2 separate regions of the Homo sapiens genome follow, and region 1 is linked to region 2. The links are chromatin contacts, found by Hi-C or POLR2A ChIA-PET in ENCODE. All regions are on one chromosome and are shown on one strand. Each heading gives the region's core, a stretch centred on a gene start or an enhancer-like site at or near the end of the contact. The rest is flanking DNA. Distances are from core to core; before and after follow the strand shown.

The links. A loop is a pair of places that touch in the nucleus more often than their neighbours do. ChIA-PET counts read pairs that join two places held with the same protein, here RNA polymerase II (POLR2A). Pooled maps may share reads with other maps.
Region 1: a loop to region 2 is called in a map of PC-9, with 6 times the contacts of the local background. The contact joins two enhancer-like sites. A Hi-C loop is called at or near these places in 2 of 168 maps with a recorded cell type or tissue (PC-9 and mammary epithelial cell) and 2 of 50 pooled maps. POLR2A ChIA-PET finds 5 or more read pairs at or near these places in 5 of 52 experiments (A549, AG04450, SK-N-SH and 2 more).

What each region holds. Positions count from the first base shown.
Region 1 is chr5:39,195,499-39,198,692 of GRCh38, reverse strand. The region is part of intron 2 of FYB1 (FYN binding protein 1); the gene reads left to right. Among named protein-coding and RNA genes, the nearest start is that of FYB1, 22 kb to the left of the region's middle. Within about 2 kb of position 1,926, at least 8 of the 41 ENCODE cell types and tissues checked have a DNase peak (open chromatin) inside an H3K27ac peak, as active enhancers do; they include PC-9 and mammary epithelial cell, where a contact is called at or near this core.
Region 2 is chr5:39,098,634-39,101,665 of GRCh38, reverse strand. No RefSeq gene overlaps it. Among named protein-coding and RNA genes, the nearest start is that of RICTOR, 26 kb to the right of the region's middle. Within about 2 kb of position 1,250, at least 4 of the 41 ENCODE cell types and tissues checked have a DNase peak (open chromatin) inside an H3K27ac peak, as active enhancers do; they include PC-9 and mammary epithelial cell, where a contact is called at or near this core.

The DNA.
Region 1 (3,194 bases), core at 677-3,176, 96 kb before region 2:
TTAGCCTACAATTGGGCAAAATCATCTCACACAAAGCCTATTTTATAATAAAGTGTTGACTATCTCATGTAATTTATTGAATACTGTACCATGGTTTCTACTGAATGCATATTGCTTTTGTACCATCATAAAGTCAAGTAATCATTAATTTGAACTGTCATAAATAGGGCACCATCTGTGTATGTATACATATTATTACTAATATGTACATGGGATTTTAACTTTTTTCAAAGGACTTTCAAAATGTTTATGTCTTTTATTACTTATAATGTCCCATGAATTAGATACAGCAGTTTAATGAACCCATTTTAAACCAATGTGCAGAGTTGCCAGGTTATCTATTAGTAATGTTATTAATGGTACAGAGCCTAGCATGAGAGTTGTTTGCCATATAATGTAGACTTCAAAGTCAGTGGACCTGGGGTTTAAGCATGACTAATGTACTAGCTATGTGACCTTCGCTTTACCTCTTTCCGTGTATGTCTTTCTTCATTTGAAAAAACGAGTATAATACCACCTACTTCGCCAGCACATTATAATCACTACATGAGATTCGTTGTAAGTGCTTAATACAGAATTTGACATATAATAGTATCAAAATAAGTGAGCATTGTCTATAATTTTATTACTTTTATTAGCATTAAAATTTTATCACCAGCCCCATGATATTCTGATCATCTTATAGTATAAATCATTTTATATTATACTATATTATTCTAGGAATCATGAAACTGCATTTTACTTACTTCTGTTTGTAATATAGAAATGTATTTGTGATTTATGATGCCAGAGTCAAACAATGATTGTTGGAAGAGAGGTTTCCCACCAGAAGTCCATGAAATTTCTGCGCTCAGATGCCTCCTTCCCTACAGCAAAGGCTGGTAGAGAGCAGTAGGCGGCACCCAAGTGGCACTAGGTCACAAGTGCCCCCAGATTTTGCCATCTCCTACTGGCTGAAGCCAAGCGAAGGCATCTGACTCAGCCAAGCAGAGGTGGAGAGGCTGCAAAGCCAGTATAGATGGCTGTTATCCCAAGACACTGGTATTATCAAAGGCAGTTTTCGAAGGTCATTGTTTCCAGAGTGCATTTGCTTTCCCCATTACCTGTCAACCTGGAAGAAATAAATAAATGTGGCCAATGGATTTGCTCTGGATTATGATTGGCCACAGCTGCTTAGATTGGCAACTTCCAGGGAAAATGCTTCTTAGTGTGCTGCTACAGACCCTAAAATTTTTTGAGATTGGAGTTTTTACATGAACTCCAACAAAAAATGCCCTAAACACACCTGACTAGGCATGAATTTTCATATAACAGGGCTTCCAGATAAATTATTTGCTGCATGGTATAATTAGAAAATTATTTATTTGCTTGTAATAAAATGGGAAAGAAGAGAGATTCTATGCTTTAGAAAAAATGAGATTCTATTACTAAATATTTATTCACTAAGATTTAATAGTTATTGACGGGAGCAAAATGAAATGCCTTGCTCAGTGAATGCAGAGACTCCAAAAAGACTATTTTTTCTTGTTAGAAGTAATTATACTAGTGTTCAAATTAACAAACATTCATCTAATAACTCTATATGCCTTTTAAACTAATACTGTTTTCATAGCCTTCTACCTCATTTCTTCCTTTCCAGGTTCTCATCCAATTCTTTAAACCTCTTCCCCAGATATACCCTCCATCTCATCATCTTTGCCCAATGTATTAACTGTTAAAAATATTCATCATTTATTGAGGACTTGCTATATACCACATACACATTATGCCGTTTATTCCTCTCAAGCCATGAATAGGAATTCTATGAGTAAACTAAAGCTCAGAGAGGTTAGGTAACTTGCCCAAAGGCATAACATGACTAAACAAGGCTGGGGTCAATCTCATGTCTTTCTGATTCCGCAGACTGTGTTCCCACCCGCATTCCACTTCCTCGTGCTGGGCTGCCTCTCTTCAAACACAGAATATCACAAGACAATGAATCAAGCATAAATGAAACTCCCAAAATCCTCATTCCTCTCCCTTTCTGTGGCCTTTGGTTGAAACATGCCTTTTGTTTGTTGTCTGTTTTGTAAATACCACTATAAGCTCCATGAAGACAGAAGCCAGTCTGCTTGCCATTCTCTCATTTGGAGTACAAAAGTAATATAAATTTTTGTTAGCTTCTCAAGTTTATTCTTTCACAGAATTCTATTTAACCAGACCGGGTGCGGTGGCTCATGCCTGTAATCCCAGCACTTTGGGAGGCCGAGGCGGGCTGAACACCTGAGATCAGGAGTTCAAGACCAGCCTGGCCAACATGGCGAAACCCCAAAAATACAAAAATTAGCCAGGCATAGTGGTGCGCACCTCCCAGCTACTCAGGAGGCTGGGGCAGGAGAATCATTTGAACCCAGGAGGTGGAGGTTGCAGTGAGCCGAGATTGCACCACTGCACTCCAGCCTGGGTGACAAAGCGAACCCTATCTCAAAAAAAAAAAAAAAAAAAGAAAGAATTATATTTAACTAGAATTTATTTACTCCCAGATTTTGTTCAGTATTAGATTTTAATACTCTATAGCTTAGCAATTGTTTTAACACAATAGATAACCCCTGCCAGTAGACTTGTACTCAACTGAATGGAGCTTGGACACAAAATAAATGTTATAAGAGAGGGTCTATCTTGCAGATCTATTGAGCTCCCTTCCTTGTAAACTGTAAGCTTGACTCTAACATGTTGCTTTCTGATCATGAAGCTAAATTTTTTTTTCCTAAGAACAATTTAAGGTTACAAAAGACTAAACGTTTTTTTTAAAAAAACCCAAAATATCAAAATATTCTCTGAACTAACCTTTCCTTTGCTTCCTTTTGGGTCCTGAGCCAGTTCTGAAAGGGCTTCTTCCCATGTGTCAACACAATGCCTCACCAAAGTTTGGGTTCATAAGAATCCCTGGCCTGACTATTGGTTTGCATGTATGATTTAGTAAAAACCTGCTGGGAAATATTCAGTTTGACCCTTTTTTCTAGTCTTGTTCTTAATACTGCTGAGAGACCAAGACTGATTTTTTCCATATGTTAGCTATAGGAATGATCAGTTAAGCACCTTGACAGCAACAGGTGTAAGGCGAGGGCCCCAGAGGGCATTAACAAAAGACTGATGGCCCCCTCCTCATCTGTGTATGTATCATTTAACTAATCCAGCCTACAACAACTTGAAAC
Region 2 (3,032 bases), core at 1-2,500:
ATTAAACACATACTAATATTTCTCTGATGTATTGTTTTCCCTCAGTCTTCTTGAATAATTTGGTCCTTTATCATTCCTTGCTCACTTTTGATACAGATATTGGTAGAAAATTAGTTTTGTCCTGTGAGAAACATCATATTGGCATGATGATAAATGGTAATTTGGTATGGAGACAGTAGAGAAGGTAGGGAGGGGCCTGTGGCAAACTGTAGAATATAAGCTCTGTCCATGGGAATGAGTTGCTAATTATGCTGGGTATCTTCTGTTTGGTCCTCTGGATTCCCCCTCTCCAACCTTCTCCATCCTGTTCTGTGCCTTTTGAGACCAACCTTTATGGACTGGACTCAAGAGGTTCCCTTGACTTCAGCTGCCAGTTTCACTGGGCCCGTGGGGGAGCAATAGCACTCAATGAGAGGGACGGGGAGTGAAGTTTGGATGTTTATTTGTTCGGCATCCTCTCAGGGAAATCCTTACAAGGTGGCGGTGTCCTTCACTCAAAGGCCACAGCTCTGTCGGACAGGCTTTTCCACATTGTGCTGGCTCTCTAGGTTCCAGTGCTTCTCCCTGGACTTGCCCCTTCAGGATTGCAACCACTTCCTGTGTTTACCAGCCCTAGGGTACTGTGTTTTACTTTGTGGCTTCCTGACATACTGTTCACACATTTGTAAACAATCACTGAATGAAACCTTCCTCAAATTTCCCAATTTGAGTTTGCTATTTGGTTCCCACGTAGGTCCTGCTGATGTACGTATGACTCAGCTCTGATGAGTTGTGAGCCCAGTGTTGATTCTCCTCCTTTTCAAGAGAAGCTGAAATCGAAGTTTATATATAAAAATTCCACTTGTTTTTATCGTAAATTCAATTTTTTAAATGCACTATTCAGAGCAAAAAAATATCTCCGTAGGCCAGATTTGGCCCACGCAGTTAGTCTGCAACCTCTGCCATTTATGATAAGAAATAAATCAGATGAAGGAGAGGCCACTCTAGCTATCCAACCCTGCCAATATTGTGGAAACTTTATGTACAGGTGAGTGATGGACAAGATGTATTTAGTGTCTATAATAGCCAGATTCCATCGCTTTTAGTAGCACCAAAGGCCATTGAGTGATCTAATAAGAATATGATCATAAAAAGTAATGTGGCTGCACAACATTCTTCAGCATCTGAAATGTTGCAAATACCCTCACCTGAAACTAAACAGAAGTCTACAGTCAAACTGTGGTTTGGGATGTGCTCAACTGAGAATAATATTCTCATAATAATGTAGGCTGTCTGAGGCCAGGTTGTTATCAACAAAGGAGAGTGAAGAAATATCTGCAATGACCACCAATGTAAGCCCTCTCATCTCGGTTCTTGGAAATAGATCTTTGAAATATTGTCATATTTTTCAAAAACTTTATATTAAGTTCATTATTTAGTAATGTAAACCACATCTTCCCTTTCAACTTGATGATCTCAACACATATGTAATCATACATGAAAGCTTAGCTCTCCATCATGTCTCTAGCAGCAGTACTAAAGGGAATCTTTTTTAAGTTAGGATTGAAATTTAGGTTACTATACTTAAGCAAATTCAATATGTTTGTCAGAGCTTCACCCTAAATGGTGGAAGCTGTGTTAAGTAAAGCACTGAAATCCTCCCACATGCCTCAGGGGACCTGAGTTTTCTTTTGGCTTCTCATCTTTAATATGTATGGATCTAAAAGAGGTGCACTAAGCTATAGTGGCTACTTAACTTCCAAGATCTAAATGAATGTGCAGAACTACAAAAACCAAAACCATAAGGTATTAAAGAACACATATAGGTGTTTGTGCATTCATCTAGAGGAGAAACAACAACCAAAGATCTCCACTATTCATAATGTATCTATCTACAGAAGTAGACTTACTAGGAAGATATCTTAGGTTGGTGTTTTCATCCATTTGGACTGCTATAACAAAGTACCACAGACTGGGTGGCTTATAAACAATAGAAATGTGTTTAGTACAGTTCTGGAGAGGGTGGGAAGCCCAAGATTAGGGTGCCAGCATGGTCAGATTCTGGGGAGGGCCCTCTTCCGGAATGCAGACTGCCTAGTTCTTGTCTTCACTCTACAGCAGAGAGTGAGCTAGCTCTCTGGCCTCTTCTTATAAAGACACTGATCCCACCCATGAGGGTTTCACTATCAAAGACTCAACCTCCCAATACAATCCCTAAGTCCCCAAAGGTCCAACCTCTCAAAGACCCAACCTCCAAATACCATCACATTAAGGATTGTGTTTCAACATATGAAACTTGGAGGTGTGGTGAGCACAAGCAATCAGTCCACAACAGTCCGGTTCCTTAGAAGCAGAGCTCCAGACAGGAATTCTTGTGCAAGGGATTTGTTAAGGATGTGCTCTCAGGAGAAACCTGTAAGGAGTGAGGAAGCAGGAGAGCACAGGAGAAGTTAGACAAAGACGTAGAGGCAGCTAAAGCCCAGTCTCACCTGATTCCACAGCAAGAAAGGCATCACTGAATTATGTCACCTTGAGGCAAGGGAGCTGGGCTTTTATACCCTCCCACTCAGTCATTTTAAAAAATGAGGCGGCCGGACGTGGTGGCTCATGCCTGTAATCCCAGCACTTTGGGAGGCTGAGGCAGGTGAATCACGAGGTCAGGAGTTCGAGACCAGTCTGGCCAACATAGTGAAACCCCGTCTCTACTAAAAATACAAAAAAAAATTAGTCGGGCGTGGTGGCGGGCACCTGTAATCCCAGCTACTCGGGAGGCTGAGGCAGGAGAATCACTTGAGCCCCAGAGGCAGAGGTTGCAGTGAGTCGAGATTGTGCCATTGCACTCCAGCCAGGGCAACAGTGTGAGACTCCATCTCAAAAAAAAAAAAAGAAAAAAATGAGGTTTAGAGATGATATATGATTTTCCCAAATTACAAAGCCAATAAGGCTTACACCCTGTGCACAAGGTCTTAATTGTGATATCCTGCTGTCATTTTATATATGATACACACTTCTCCCTTATCTCACTAAATAATAATAATAAGCAACAAACAAAA